2 separate regions of the Mus musculus genome follow, and region 2 is linked to region 1. The links are chromatin loops, found by intact Hi-C in ENCODE. Cell type or tissue: heart. All regions are shown on one strand.

What was found. A loop is a pair of places that touch in the nucleus more often than their neighbours do. Peaks named below come from ENCODE experiments on the same cell type or tissue, not always from the same donor. Only the 100,000 strongest peaks of a DNase experiment are listed, where the experiment ranks them.
Region 2: a loop joins it to region 1, with 2.7 times the contacts of the local background. A loop is called at or near these places in 4 of 42 quality-filtered maps.

Annotation. Positions count from the first base shown.
Region 1 is chr15:82,810,441-82,818,440 of GRCm38, forward strand. Tcf20 (transcription factor 20) reads right to left here. Exons shown (of 5, transcript NM_013836.3): 4 at 5,171-5,220. Among named protein-coding and RNA genes, the nearest start is that of Cyp2d26, 20 kb to the left of the region's middle. In heart, a CTCF peak has its summit at 4,508 (motif pointing right); a DNase peak (open chromatin) is centred at 4,081.
Region 2 is chr15:82,919,900-82,927,899 of GRCm38, forward strand. It overlaps a transcript of Tcf20 not described here. Among named protein-coding and RNA genes, the nearest start is that of Tcf20, 12 kb to the left of the region's middle. In heart, a CTCF peak has its summit at 3,070 (motif pointing left); DNase peaks (open chromatin) are centred at 1,372 and 2,342; H3K4me3 peaks cover 2,194 bases; H3K27ac peaks cover 3,076 bases; H3K27me3 peaks cover 2,591 bases.

The sequences.
Region 1 (8,000 bases):
CAGTTTGTTCAAGAGACTGAGGAGTGTTTCATGGTCTGTCTTATTTATATGAGAAGGGTTCAGGAAGACACAATAGTTTCCAAGGAATCAGTCCATAAAAATTACACCAAAAGTCACTGTTGATGGCAAGTTGCTCTCATCCTTGCTTTCTGCCAATATCTGCACTTTCTGCATCTATCTGTTTTGGGTGTTCTCTTTGTCTCTTCCTCAAACCTCTCCTGCTATCACCACCAACAGACAAACTTCAGGAAAAAACAGGCCTCTGTGTAATAACTGCTTCCACAAAGCTTATCAACAAGCACCAGCTGGGAAGGCTGGTGTGTGTCCCGGAGTGGAGAATGCACCATTCAGAAGCATATATACATATATACATATATATACATATACACATCTGCCCTTGCTAAGTGCTTTACAAAAACACCAACAAGGAGGAAGACACTTTGCAGAGACAGCAGTGTATATACAACAACCTAGACTCCAGCTCTGGGAATGTAGGTGTCTTATGATGGTGCTAAGGTACCTTAAAATCCATCTTCAAGATGAAGCAGCTCATGTTCTTCAGGAGGCGACACTTGCAGAGACTGTGTTTCATTGCATGAAACATGGCTCAGAGGAGGTAGCTAGGCCTCAGGCCTATGTCAAGTAAGTTCTCTGTCATTCCAACCTGATGAGGGTTAATATCTTCTTTAAATCTCACGACATGTGGATGTTTATCACTAAGAACGGTTTGTGAAGAGGGTAGCTCAGTAGAAAGAGCTGTCGCCTGGCATTTGGGTTCTATCTTCACAACCACAAAACAATAAGCTTCTTGATGTTCAGCAGGTAGATAGAGCGCTGGGTTTCGTTCTGATGTCCCCAACATACCCTGTGGCCTGAACCTGAGAAGGTTCCCTTTGTATCCTTCTATTCCAAACACTCAACCTGACTCTCTCAACAGCAACAGGCATTACCCAGCTCAACTATGCCAGGATTCAGAGGCAGTCTCCTCTCTGAAGCTCACATGTGATCTCTACATAAAGTGGAAGAGTTCTCCGAGAGAGATCTAATTCTGACTCCGTATCAACTTAACTTTCAGAGGAGTAATCCCAGTAGCACCCCCTGGATGAACCTAGGGTTGGAGTGACACTCATCTGTGGATGGGCCATCTGCTGCCCCAGAGGGAACTGGGAGGATGCCATCCCTTTACTTTCCATGGCTGTTCTGTGTAGGGCATGTGGGTAGGTGCTATTCCTAGCATCCAGGACAGAGCATCACTTCAAATAATGGTTTCTGTTCCCTGTCTACTGCATCTCAGGATCTAGCAGAGAAGCTATGGTCCCTATCCACACCTGCAATCTAGCCCGAGAATAACAATCTTAGTATCACTGAGCTACCGTGATGCTTTCTCATCCCCAGAAATGGGAGGTGGTCTACTGGGCAACTGTTCAAAGACTTTACTTTTCTTATCCTCTTAGCCTGGTGGTGACAAGTGCATAACCCCCACATGCCAGAGAGCATCTTCTGTCCTCTAGCTCTGGCACGTTCTGCTAGACAGAGCAGTTGTAGCTCTCAGAAACACTGAGCTGGACAGCAGCAGCAGCATGCTTAGTATTTGCTGAGGCCTCATCAAATCCTCATTGAGTTCATCACTATTCTTTCTTTACAAAAGAAACAGAAGCATAGAGATACTAAGTAGTTTTAACCTCAGTTTCAAAGCCCCTTCCTCACCATTCTGTGTGAGAAAGTGGGGTACCAGTAGATCAGGACACACATATGGACACTCACTGTCCCTTTCCTGCCTTGTGTAGGTCCCTGTTAATGGTGGCTCTCGATCTGATCCTGAGTATGAGTGTTCCTTGAGGACAGGACAGTGGTATGATTCTGTCTCTGACCATAAGGTTTCAGCAAATACTTGGCACTTGAAGGATACTGACTGACCTCAATGTAACAGCTGAACAGACAACCCAAGAAAAAAAATTTACATTTACATTTCTTTTTTTGTGGGAAGAGTCTATAAAAAGAATATTCCAGACATTAAGACTGGATACTAGCTCTGTCCTTTTATTCAATAGGTAACTGCTACAACCTCAACAGACTTGAGGCCCACTCCACACAAGGGTCAGGCCTCCTATGACCAGATACCAGCCCGGGAAGTACAGAATACAACTCACTGTTCTGCTCAGGGTCTGGGGCTGGAGCTGGAAGAACCCAAGAATAAGTAGGATGACAACCAAGGTCCCAAACACATGAGTTACCAAGGTCTGGATTCCAAAAGTCAGGCTACAATTAAAGACAAAACCAAGTTCCACCTCAGCCAAGCCTTCAAGGACACTTACTTCAAGAATATGTCTCATGACCTGCTTAGAGTTTGACTCTAACCACTGGGCCAACTTAAAGAGACAACGACATAGAAACTGCAGATTCTACTTAGGTGGCATTCAAGTCCATTAGTTCCACTGAAGGCCAATGTAAATAGTTCTCCAAAACATACACACAGATATGCTTGTGTGTGTGTGTGTGTGTGTGTGTGTGTGTGTGTGTGTGTGTGTGTGTGTGTGAGAGAGAGAGAGAGAGAGAGAGAAAGAGAGAGAGAGAGATCACCACTTTGTACAGCTTGTACAAACCAGCAACTTCTAAAACTGCAGAGCTGACAACGCCTTGTCAGTCCATTAGTCTTCATGTTAGGTAGGACCTTGTGCCCCAAGAGCAAGTAGGTGGTTTTCATGAACCTTTCACAAGAGGCAGGCAAAGACAAAAAGCACTATAACAAAGCACCCTGCATCCCTTCTAGGGAGCCCACATCTGAATCCAGACCTATGGCACAGCAAGGTGCAAGCAGCCTTCTCTGAAGTCAGTAAATGAACTACCAATTAAACAAACATTTTCATGGAGGAGGAAAGCCAAATACTCTGAGATGGATTCAACTGTTTTTCAAATTTATGATTTTTTTCCAGAAAATGACAATAAAAAACCTCCTAGATTTTAGTCTAACCAGGGAAGAGGGCAAACCCAACAGAGAATGAGCCTGTTGTGGCTGTAGGAACAGAGGACCCTATTTAGAGAATTATCCCTCAGAGACAGCTAGTACCTCTGCCCACTGGAGCAACAAGGCCTCTGGCCATGTAAGTTCCATTCTCTTCAGCCTACTTTTTCTCATCCTTCAGTGACATGCAGGGCAGAGAGGACAAAGCAAGCTTCCAGACCCCGTCTCCACTAAGCTGCATTCTTATGGCTGTGAGCACACCCATCACAGTTTAATACCTTGACACCATTAAGAATATAGTGAAACTGGATGATGAAAGTCCAGTAAATCTCATTTGCCTTGTTTTTTTTGTTGCCTTTTTTTTTTTGGGGGGGGGGTGCTGAGACAGGGTTTCTCTGTGTAGCCCTGGCTGTCCTGGAACTCACTCTGTAGACCAGGCTGGCCTCGAACTCAGAAATCCGCCTGCCTCTGTCTCCCAAGTGCTGGGATTAAAGGTGCGCGCCACCACTGCCTGGCTTGCTTTTAAAAAAAAAAAAAAAAAAAAAAAAAAAGAATTCTTCACAATACTGGAGTGAGATTACAAATAATAAAATTTGGAAAATATTCTGTTTGTTTTTTCTTTTCAAAAACAAACGAACAAACATAGTATATAAGCCTTACCAAAATTTAAGGATTTTTGTTTGTTTGTTTGTTTTGTTTTTAAAGTGACCACTGGTTAGGTTCCACTAAGGCAAGAGTCAAAAGACCAGGCTCCTGGCAGAAGATTCCCACCCACAGGGTTGTCTTAGAAGCTCTGCCTTTAGGACCATCACTCATAGGCTCATTTGTCAGCTCTTCACTAAGGGCTAACTTTAGAAAAGTTGTCCTGACTCCAATTGGCAGTGGATAGTTAGTTCTGAAGCCTTCTTGCAGACATTCAGGAAGCTAAATAACAAAATAAAAAGCTGTTCTGTTATTGCTTTATTAATCCACATGACTAAAAGCTGGTGGTGCAGCCTAGAGCCATTAGGAGGCCAGAGGCCAGATACACACGGAGCTGGGTGAGGAGGTGGTGGGAGCTCAGCAGGCCCCAACTCACCTGTGCTTGCTGTCCATTCCCACGTGCACACTTCCCCCCTCACCCCCGCTCGGACTGCTCTGTGCTGAGGCTGCCTTTTGCGGTCTTGTTCTGCAAGGGGGGGAGAGGGCATGGAAGGGGAGGCTGATGCCGGCCAAAGCCAAGAGACAAGACAAAAGGGACAGAACAGGAAATACAGTGTGTGGGAACCAGGAAGGGTAGACGAAAGGACAGGAATGGCACATGGAAAAGGAAATAAAAAGCAGAGTCAGTACTGAATGACAAACAGGAGGCACCCAGACTGGGCTTGCTGAGGTAAAACATGATTATAAGTAAAAATAAAGAGAATACTGTCTGATCCTAAGACCCATCTCTGAGAATTATTCTTAAAAGCAAGCATAATCTGTCAGGAACATTCTGAGGACAGTCCTCTAAAGATGACTCCTTTAGTATTTTCCAGCCCTTCTGGAGACTGAGCGCCAATGACCACCAGGTGTCAGTGTGACCTCAGCTACACAGATCCAAGTACAGGAAAACAGGGGCAGCAGGGCAGCAGAAGTTTCCACCTTTGCCCTCCTCCTTCATCCCATCCCATGCTTTCTGTTGTACCGCAGGAATGGGTACAAGTCTCATCTTTTCACCTTTCCTAAAGGAAGTGAGCATTCACCACACTGGGAAATGGGCCGGCAGCAGCCATCACCTATACACCGCTGGGTTGCTTCTGCTGCACTACTTGAGAGAGAATGAGGGCTTCTCCCAGGCTCTGGAGTTGGCCTACTTACTAGTGTGATAGATGTTTCTAGACCAGGCCTTGCACCAACTCATTAACCAGATCCACAAACTAGATAGAGTTCTACTAAAACTCATGTACAAAGCAGTAAGTTTTATTGGGTCTGATATTTAATTACTCCTGAATCACAGACATTCCCCTCAAAAAACTAAACCTCTTCCCAACCTACCACAAAGGCTGTTGGGCCCCTTCCCCAGGGAGTCATTCAGTTCAGTGACACGCCACCTTCCAAAGGCCAGGAGAAGGCTACAGCTACAGCATAGGGAACGGGCACGGGTGAAGCCTCCCAGTGTCTGGGGTTTACCCCTATTTCCCAGCTACATAGCCAGCTCCACTGAGAGTGCAGGGGTCAGTGACTCACCTTGTGCTTGGGGCACCTCACCGAGAAATTCTCCTCATGCAGCAAACAATCTACAAAACAAGACAGTCAGATTAGAATGTATGCTTAACTGAGTATGGCTATACTGGTTGGACAGATACACATAAATGTAAGGGGCCTCAATACTGATTTATTTCCTTCCTAGTTTCAAATGTATATATGCAATACTCTTTTATATAAAATAAACCAACAGTACTTGTGGAGAAGCCAGATGCCATTGGACATATATGTATTTCCCCTAGCTTTATTATGTTTAGTGGATTATCCAGGGAACTGCCATGGGGCGCCCACATGATAACTGGAGACCCTATACTCCCTTCCAGGAGCTTTGGCTGTACCTGGATTTCAAGTTATTGAACATTTAAGACCATTTAGATCTGCATCTTAGACACGCAATTGTTTTCCTCATATTCTTTGCTTCTTGGACCACACTGTAGTTCCTAATAGGAAAACATTGACATCCAAAATAATCTATGGTACATTAACATGGCATCAGTCACAAAACAAAACAAACCCTAGTATTTTAAAGTGGTTGATGCTATGGGTAAATAACCATGATACTGTGATACAAAAATCACCCCCAACAACCAGGACATATAAATGTATAAATAAACTTTAATTTTTAAAAAAGGTTTATTATTTATTTATGAGTACACTGTAGCTGTCTTCAGACATACCAGAAGAGGGCATTGGATCCCATTACAGATGGTTGTGAGCTACCATGTGGTTGCTGGGAATTGAACTCAGGACCTGTGGAAGAGCAGTCAGTGCTCTTAACCACTGAGCCGTCTCTCCAGCCCTAAATTTCATTAAAATGTTTTATATTCATTAAAAGAAAAGCCTTAAAAGAATTCTACAAAAATATAGCCGTGACTCTCTTGAAGAAAATAGGTGGTTTCCATTAAAATGTTTTTATTGGGCTAGAGATGGCTCAAAGGTTAAGAGCACTGGCAGCTCTTCTAGACATCCCAAGTTCAATTCCCAACAACCACATGGTAGCTCACAACCATCTGTAATGGGATCCAATGTCCTCTTCTGTTGTGTCTGAAGACATTGTACTCACATATATAAAATAAATAAATTTTTAAAAAAAATTTCTCTGTATGTTTAAAATGACAATAGTCACTGTCAAAGTTAATTTCCAACAGAGTGTTCAGCTAACTCCACAGGACCAATGCAGAACCTCTTTAAAAACTACCTGAGCCGGGCGATGGTGGTGCACGCCTTTAATCCCAGCACTCGGGAGGCAGAGGCAGGTGGATTTCTGAGTTCGAGGCCAGCCTGGTCTACAAAGTGAGTTCCAGGACAGCCAGGGCTATACAGAGAAACCCTGTCTCAAACCCCCCCCCCAAAAAAAATAAATAAAATAAAATAAAATAAAATCCACCTGAAAAGTCAGTACCCTTTCCCCCTCTGTAGAGATAGCTCAGTATTCAAGTTAGAAAGGTAAGCCTGGAATTTCTGCTGTCACTTACATCCCACAGCCTCCAAAGACACAAGATACTAAATTACACAATTCACACTGAATACTTCAGAGGGAAAACCAAGTCCCATGAGGGTGATTTTAATCCCTGGAGGAAAAAAAATGATATATTCCAACTTTTAACATGGTGACAGCATTCCTGATGGCAGCAAGAATATGTGTGCCTCCAAGAAGTCCAGCTTTACTGCACAAAGGTGGTAGTGTGTGGAGCAGGGCAGATAAATCTAATTAATGAGTTCACTTTGTACATCACAACTCTGACAGACCGACAGCCAGGTTACCAACGCAGGACATGGTGGCAGAATGTTAATAAATATTGATCACACATTCTCAGAGAGCTCTCAGGCACTTACCTTAGTAAGTTTACTATTTAACCAGTTTAAATGAAATCCAGATTAGCAGCCTATATAGCCACAGATTTTAAGTGTAATTGTATATAAGAAGCCGAGGAACACATAAATGAAAACTTCTCAGACCCTCAGGATCCTAAACAAATCAGCTGAGATAGTGGTAGAATTTGACTCACTAGTATTATCTGCCTCTGGAGTCTCAGATCATCTCATCTACAGGGTAGACTATCAGCTTTCTTAGATCAAGGCCCAAGAACTCACCAGTTGTCACTAACTTCTAGGCCCCTCCTCCAGCATGAAACAAGCATAGCAGTAAATAAAATGCATTAATTTAAAACCTACCAGCACATAGCATGACCAAGACTCCTGCAGCTCCAATCTGCCAGTGAGATTAACAGCAGGAGACAGACAACTGGAACTCATGGAAGCACTCTCTGCTCACCTGAGCTCCAGCAGCTCTGTACCACCAGTCTCTAGGCCCAGTCAAACATGGCCCTGTGAAGCTTGGCCACCATAATGCCACAAGGTTTACAAAACCACCAGTTATAGGGACTGTTGCAAAAGACACCATCAGAAAGACACATTTGCTTGTCCTCAGAGACAAAACAGTATGACCAGTTGTGACAGTCCATTAATAAAATGTTTCCTAAAGTTAGAAAATGCTTTTTCTGAGAGAAAAAAAAAGTCACAAATAAAACAATGTGAGTATTATTACTTCTGGAGATGAAATCTCCTAAAAAAGTCTTACAGAATGTGCCCACATCTGTACTTTCAGCAGAACTCAGAAATCCGCCTGCCTCTGCCTCCCGAGTGCTGGGATTAAAGGCGTGCACCACCACCGCCCGCTCAGGTAGTTTTTAAAGAGGTTCTGCATTGGTCCTGTGGAGTTAGCTGAACACTCTGTTGGAAATTAACTTTGACAGTTACTATTGTACTGTGTATTTCAGCACATTAACAGACAATTCCTCTTTTCTATTCT
Region 2 (8,000 bases), 110 kb after region 1:
CCACGAGAGCCCTACTCTGTGTGACTGTGGACGTCACAGACACAGGGTTAACTCATCCCTTCACTTTCAGTCTTGGCTCCAGATCTCACATCCTCTTAGCCAGGTACTTCTCAAAAGGAATGGTAGGGTGTGAGACTTATAGGGAGAGCAAGGGGAGAGGGGCAGGGATCCAGGCCTAGCTATGGAGCAAAGCAGGAGAACAAGGCAGTGGCAGGACATAGCCTAAACAGAAGAGGGGCCCAATCTCCAAGCGATTAACTTCCTGGTCAGGCCCAAGGACCGCAGCAGGCAGACAGCTCTTAATCTTCCTTAGTGGTCTTCCCGGAAGATTCCATGGTTTATGTCCCTCTGGCCCCTGGGTCAAAGGAAAGACCCATATCTGAACCAACCTCCTACTTACTCCTGGCTGACTCAACAAACACTTTACTGCTCCAAGCCTCAGTTCATCTGAAATGTGGAGTCAGAGTGACTAGTCACAAAGTGAAAAACCTGCAGAAGGGACAAATGTTGGTTCCTTCCCAGGAACTGTACCTCTCCAGGGGAATGAAAACTGGGCCTGTCCTGAACAAGAGACCACATACTCGATTTCATTTATTGATCCTGACAGCCTTGGAGAGGGAGAGATTGCTGCCCTATATTCACAAGTGAGAATCTGAAGGCAGATAGGTGAGGGGCTGGCCCAAGATCAAAGCTACATATCCCACATGGACCTTACCTGGTTGTAAAAGGTTATATGCCAGCTATGGAAAGAAGTGGACAAAGAGGTCAGGGGCACCTCAAACCAGCTCTCTGACCAACCCTAGACTGAAATCCTGGCCTGTAGAAACAAGAGGTCTAGCCCATACCTCCCAGCCCGAAGAGAAAAAAAAGTCTCCTACCCCATCCCCACGAGAGTCAGAGTCGGAAGCCATCTTGGCTCTGAAGGGAGCTTGTTTGATTGGTTTTGTTTTTTAAATCTAGGAGCAGGAAGGGCCTGAACAGTGGGCACATGTGGCAAGGTAAGCCTCTGGGTAGAGAAGGGCCCTGCTACCTGCTCCCCTCCTGCCCCTCCTGTCACCCGCAGTGCAGTGCAACCATGTAACTGTCTAGCCCCAGCACAGCGTGCTCAAAAGCAGGCACCTGCCAATCTCAGCCCACGGCCTCCGCCCAGCCCCCTCTCCCGGAGGACAGATAATTCTCTCGCTCTCCCAGCCTGACAAAATAACTAATGCTAACTCAATAAAGTCCCCCTTGAAGGTTTTTAATTACCAGACTGTGCCGAAGACTAAAGACTCCAGGAGCAGGAGGGGGGGCTGCCGAGGCTGATGGGGTGATAGGCGTGGCAGAGACTGGACCGGAGGAGTGGTAAAGTGCCCTCCCTCTGACTAGGGGAGAAGGCAGGGCCAGGCCGGTGCTGTCCAGGGTGCTGGGCCCAGCAGTCACAGGATTTAGAATTCCTACTGGCAACAGCAGCCAGGGAGGGAGGCCCAGTGAGGCTCCTGGCTGACTATGCTGATTTGTCTTTGAGCTTCGTAGCCAACCACACAGTGGACACATCCCCAGTGAACTGAGAATGCACTGAGCCAGCAGTCATCAGCAAGCCTTCACGGTCCAGGTTCACAGAGTCTGGCAGCCCACAGACAGAATACAGACCTGTGATATGGGATGAAGGAGTGCACAAAGGTGGCTGTCAAAATAGTGTCCTCTGTGCTAACCATAGCTCCAGGCAGGGGGATGTGCTTGGGACACAGGAGGGACCAAGGCTGTCCAAAGGGGCTAAGAAGAGCCTAAAGAAGAGCCTAAGACATCACCCACCACAGATATTCAAAAGACCAAATAATGCCCTACTGTCATGAGGAGATAAGTTGGGGGTAGGCCAGAGTGGGAGGGAGTGCCAGCTGGCAACAACATACCCCACCCCCAACTATAGACAAGAGCAAACAAAGATAACGTCCAAAGTGAAGCTCTCAGCTTCCTTCACCCTAGCATAATACCAAACTCCTCTCTTACCACAGCCTACCTGTGAGCCACCCATGAGACAAGCCATAAGGCTTAAACTGGCCCCATTTTCTGGATGTGAACACAGAGGCTCCATGGACCCTTTGCCCAAGCCATGCTCTTTCTACTGCATCTTTCAAAGATCTGCTCTTTTCCGTGTTCTGCAGAGGTATTGCTGTAGGGGCAGTGCGGAGAGCCGGTGCAGCGGCGTTCAGCTCCCAGGGGCTTCAAGGGGGTGGTGGGAACCCCCAACACCCAGCCCTAACTGGAGTCTTCTGGCTGGGATCACAGCCCTACGACGACGGAGCTGCTGCCCACCAGCCGGCCCCTTGGCATCCGGCCCTGGATGGCAGCCAGCTGGGAAAGGAAGCAGCTTGGCTGGCCGCCAGTTCACAGTGCCTGAGCTGTCAGCCGGGAGGCAGGCCAGGCAGGACTGAGACCCCCTGCCCCTGAACAGAGCCCTGGCCAGGCCACCAGGATAGGGCCAAGCTCCTCCTCCCATCAAGAGATTCAAGGGGGCCCTGTCATTGCCAGCCCTGAGCAGGGAGCAGGGGACGTAATCTTGCTGGGTCCCCATTTATTCAGCTTAGCTTTGTACAAACGACGACTGTTGTGGAAGCGGCATGTGGAGCAGGAGATTTTCAAGTCAAATAATAATAAAAACAGCAACAACTACAGCTGACACTGAGCAAGCACTCAGTCAGCACTGGGTGTCCCTGCACAGACTCCCCCGGGAGGGAGATATTAGCGCTATCAGACGCAGCGGCTGAGCTCAGAAAGGGGCAATAACTCACCTACAGCCACACAGCATGCTGAAAGGGCTTGGGGCTGGATCAGTCCTGATGCTCCCCTGGCTTAAGCAGGGCTAGATGCCTGGGACAGGGCAGAAACTCATGCATCTGTTGAGTGTGGAGTTCAAGACTGGCCACGAGAGGATGCAGAGATAACCTCTCAGCCTGCCTGCTTATGTCTGTTCAAAGCACCAAGAGTAGGGCTGGAGTGATGACCCAGAGGTTAAGGGCACATATTGCTCTTCCAGACCTGCATTCCCAGCTTGTAATTGCCTGGGACTACAGCTCAGGGACTCCAACGCCCTCTTCTGGCCTCCTGGGGCACTGCATTCACATGCGCAAATCCATCCTCAGACATTTACAGACACATCAATATTCAAAATTTTATATATATATATATATATATATATATATATATATATATATATATATATATATATATATTAAAAGCGCTAGGGGCTTCCCACCATCTCTTCCCAACTCTATTCCATCAAACTTTCAGGCTATGGTGCTGCACTGGCTCTATTTCTACATGCCCAGGCAGGGAGCGCTAGTGACTCACCCACAGCCACACAGGTGAGGCGCAAACCATGGTTCCTACCACTCCTCTCATCAGAGTCCCAACATCACAGGAAGGCCCAGAACCACACTACTGGGCTCCCAAAGTTCTTAACCCGGGAGGCTAAAGGGGCAACTGGGATACAGGACAGGCAGTGCTGACTGAAGGAGTTCCTCTGGAGAGAGGCTGTCTTCACCTAAGACTGGATCACTGTGGGCTATCAGATAGCCACTAAGAAGGCAGGCACCCCAGGGAAAGCAGGAGCAGGCCAGCGTCACTCAGCGGGCACGGAAGGGTCAAGGAAGAAAGGTGCTTCTGGTGACCTTATGTCTGGAGGGGCTTGGGCTCTACTGAAGTCCACCCTGACCAGTCCCTCGAAGCAGAGGGCTGGTCTGCTAAGGAGTCTTGGCACCTCTTTGATCCTGTAGTGCTGGTGCTAGAGAGGGCTGGCGGGATAATATGCTCCTCTCCCTTATGAATGGCCAGGTGCATAGCAGTCTTGCCAGCTGGTAAGGTGCCAGCTTGGCCCTAATCGCTTATCTCTGCACTCGCCTTCCAGAGCTTGTCCTCCAGAAGGACAGATTCAGCCATAGAAGATGAAGCAGGGCTATGCTAGATCTTGGGGCCAGGTTAGTGGATGGCCCTTCTCCCATGGACTAGACGACATCCTGGGCATCCAGAGAGCACCTCTGCAGCTGCTGAGGGAGGACTGAGAGAGAGAGAGAGCAGGGAAGCCCCAGCATGATACCAGTACAGACAAGGCTACAGTGCAGCAGTGTCCTACCCTGGAGACAGTAAATGACAACAGCAGCGAGCAGACAGATGCTAAATCTATGTACCCTGCCCCCTGGGCCTGGAAGAATTTACCAGAGAAGCTGTGAGAGGACCTGAGAGGTGGCAGGCAGACATTATGAACTCCTAGAAACTGAGAACCTTACCTCTCACTGAAGGAGAGCAGGACGGGGGTGTGGTCCTTCTGAGAGTGCACATATACTGGCCTCTCCCTAACCTCATCTTTATCGGCCTCTTTCCCCCCATCAACTCAGCATCTGCACCCCATCCACACCCCACACTCCTCTTACCAATCTTCAGGTCAGCTTTAGATGCGCTAGGGCCTCTGTTTCCCACGGGGACAATAGGGAGACTGCCCTGAACTGAGGGGAGGCCCTCACCTCAAATCTTCACAGAAGTAACTGGAAGCTGGGAGGAGTGAGTCATTCAGGAACACCGTGGTCCTGGGATAGTGGGCAGAGATGCCACTCTTCCTGGGAGTCCACGCCAAGCCAACTCACAAGTCCATTTTTTCTCCCAGACATCAATTGGTCAACCTCTGCACTTCTCCCCAATGCTGGGGTTCCCTCCCTCCATCAGGATCTAGCTGGGCCAAAGCCAGGGAAATAGCTGATACCTGGAGCGGGAGAGAATAGCAGGGGAGGAGGAGGAAGTGGAGGGGAGAGGGAGGTGGGAAAGAGAGGAGGAGGAAGTAGAGGGAAGAGGGAGGTGGGAAAGAGGAGGAGGAAGTGGAGGGAGGGGTGAGGGAGGAGGGAAAGAAGAGGGGTAGGAGGGAAAAGTGGAGGGGGCAGATGGGGGAGAGAACAGTGGAAGAAAGGAGTGGGGAAAGGGGGGCGGGGAGGGAGGGACTCGTGGGGGAGGGGCGGTCTACAATCACTGCAACATCAAAGCCTTGCCCGCCGCAGAGCAGAGTCACGTGCAACCTCGTTCCTTGCGTTCCTTAGCTGGGAGAAGCCGCTGGGCCTGGGGCTGCTGAAGGAATTTTAAAACGAGGCAGATTGTCTAGAACGGGGAGTGGAGGAGATGAATGGAGTTTTATCTCTAAGTAAGGGATGAGGAGACAGGTTTGGAAACCTGTCCCCTGAAGCAGCAGAAGCCCAAAGGGCCCCTGCTCAGTGGCTGGGTAGGGAGCCAAGAGCAAGGACCACCCAACTCCTCTGGTAAATGGAGATTCTGGCCAGCCTGGCCTGGTTAAGAGAAGCTGGAAATCTGGCTTTCATTTAAAAAGCTTCCTCCTTTTAATATTGGCTCAAGTTTAAGAGGGGAGAAAAAGGATTCTTTTTAAAATCCACCATGTGGGCCAAATACAGTAGGTCCCCACCAGGCTCAGGGATGGGGCTGGGATGGGGCTTCTGATAGGCTCCAACCTGCTGTTTCATTTGTGGGATCATAAGGAGGGGTAGGAGCTCGCTCACTATCACAAAGAGGAGAGGATTAGAACTTGGGGGTCCCAGATCTGAGGTTCCATAGATCCAGGATCTGCAGGAGAATAGGAGGTGATGGAGGCTGGTGGCAACAGATGGATCTTAGGAATCCGCTACCCTGTCCCATGCCCAGCTCTGGGCAGTCCTGCCCCCAGCTCCTCATAGCTGCCCCTCCTAGCCAGCCTCTCACATGTCATCTGGGACCCCCCCCCCCCAAATCCTGGCTGCCTTTACTCCCTCCCTCACACTCCAGCCTGGAATGGCACCCTAACATTCAGCTGCAGGGAGAACCTGGCCAGGGCAATGCTACATGGTGACTGGGACAGAGATGGGGGCCCTCCATGAAGGAGAGAGCTGTCCCAGCTTGCTGGTAGGAGAGGTTCCCTAGGGAGGACTCAGGAACTGCACTCAACAGGCAATGTGGGGTAGGGGTCAGGGTATAGCAGAGTGGAAGAAAATCTGACTCAGACGTTGGACGTTTGATTTCCAGGGCACTGGGGAGCCTTTGGAGGGGTTGGAACAAGAGCGAGATCAGCTCAGATCCTCACTGTGGGAGGAATCGAGACACAGGGCTGGAAACCTGTTCTTTCTTAAAGTCATTCTTCAGCAAATATTTACCTAGTATTCCCATGGTACCAGACTGAGTGGTGGGGCAAAGCCAGTGGGGAGAAGGCTGGGAGGGGCCCCGATTGCACCAGGCAGGAGACCTAGACCTCCAAAGAACTAGACAAGAGGCTCTTCTCTGTAGAGGGACATGAGGCAGGGACAGCAGGGTCTCCCTAGGTGTGGCAACTAGGCAGGCAATGGTGGATGAGCTGTGTCAAAGGAGGCAGAGCTTTCCAGATGTTGTCTCAAAGGAAAGGGGGGCATTCTAAGGGAAAGGCCTTGGGGGAGGGGCAGGTGAAGGCAGGGACACTGCACACCTTAGTTCACCATCACCGGGATTTTCTGTCTCGAACAGAAGCCAGTACACTGGCAGCCATCCCCAAAGCTGATCCTTTCCACCAAGGTCTAGTCCTTTGAATAAAACCTCCTGGCAGGGTGGCCTCACAGGCCATCACAGGGCTCTAGGACCCACACATTTTGGAGATGGCAGGCCTAAATTCCAGATCCTTGGCCCTCAAACTTAGGGTAAGTCCCCTTGCCTTTTTGAAGCACCTGTGGGCCCTAGGAGAGAACCCCACAAGGACCCCAAAGTCTCCAGCTGAAGCAAACCAAAGAGTCATGCTTACAGAGTTGAGGGGCCACCCGCCCCCCCTCCCACCCCGTACAAGAGCCCAGAAGTGACTAATGATGGCTTATCAGATGCTAGCAGCCCCCAATCTCCCCAATCAGGAGACTGGGGCTGGCAGGACAGAGACATGATGGACACCAGACAGGACTTAGGCAAGGGATGGAGGGTCGGGGGAGGGAGGGCAGGCGGGGTGAGGAATGGGCCTGGCTGGAGAGGAAGGCTGTTCTACGAAGTCCTCTTGGCCCTGGCCGGGGACAGCTGAGGGTAGGGATGTAGCCTTGAACATCTGCCACCCTGTGCTCTTCCCTGAAGCATGTGTGGATTTGGGGTTGGCAATGAAAGGGCTCCTCTGAATGATCTCCTATCCCTCATGGGCTCCTGCTCCTCATGCAGGAAGGACATTAACAACCCACTCACTTTATAGATGAAGAAACCAAGGCCAGGAGAAGAGGCTGAACAGAGACCACCAGCAGGCGAGGGCAGAGGCCAGCGCTGGGCCCTCTGCTTCTCAGGCCTGGGTGGACAGGATTCTGGCTCTTCTGAATGGAGCCGAGGCCAGGAAGATGGCAAGGAGAAAAAAAAGCTGGCACAGGCTGTGGCTCTGCTCCAGGAGGTTTCTCCATGACCCCCTCCTCACTGAAGCCACAGGCTATCTGGTGCCTTCCCACCCGGCAGCTCAGAAGCCACCTGAGGGTGTCCCACCCACGTGGCACAACTGATCTAAGGCTGAGAAGAGCTGGCTGAAACCCAGCCTCCAGCCCAGACACCTGAGGTTAAGGCAAGACAGGGTTACTATCTCAGCCACCCACTGGGTGCCACCTCGTGCCAAATCCTGAGATGCAGGCTCTGCCTCCATCCTCCCTGTCCTTACACAGTGGTACCGAGAGGAAATGGAAGCTCGGTGAAGCTAAGCCCCAGCTCAAAATGAAGGCTCAGTGCAGGGCAGGCATCCCAGGACAGCAGTCAGTCATTTAACCCCTCAGCCAAGGAAGACAACCACATCCCAATTCTCCAGGCCAGAGGACTGAATTCTCCCATCTGATCACGAGTGCTAGGTTTGAGACCCCTCCAGGCAGTCTGGCCCCGACTCTAATCACCTTTCCATAGCCAGCTAACCAGGGGATGAGAGGAAAGTCTGGCTGGCACCAGGGCTGGTCCTAACTGTCTGTGCCCTTCCCACCCAGGAGACCCTTACACATGAGAGATGGTTCTTGAATAGAAGC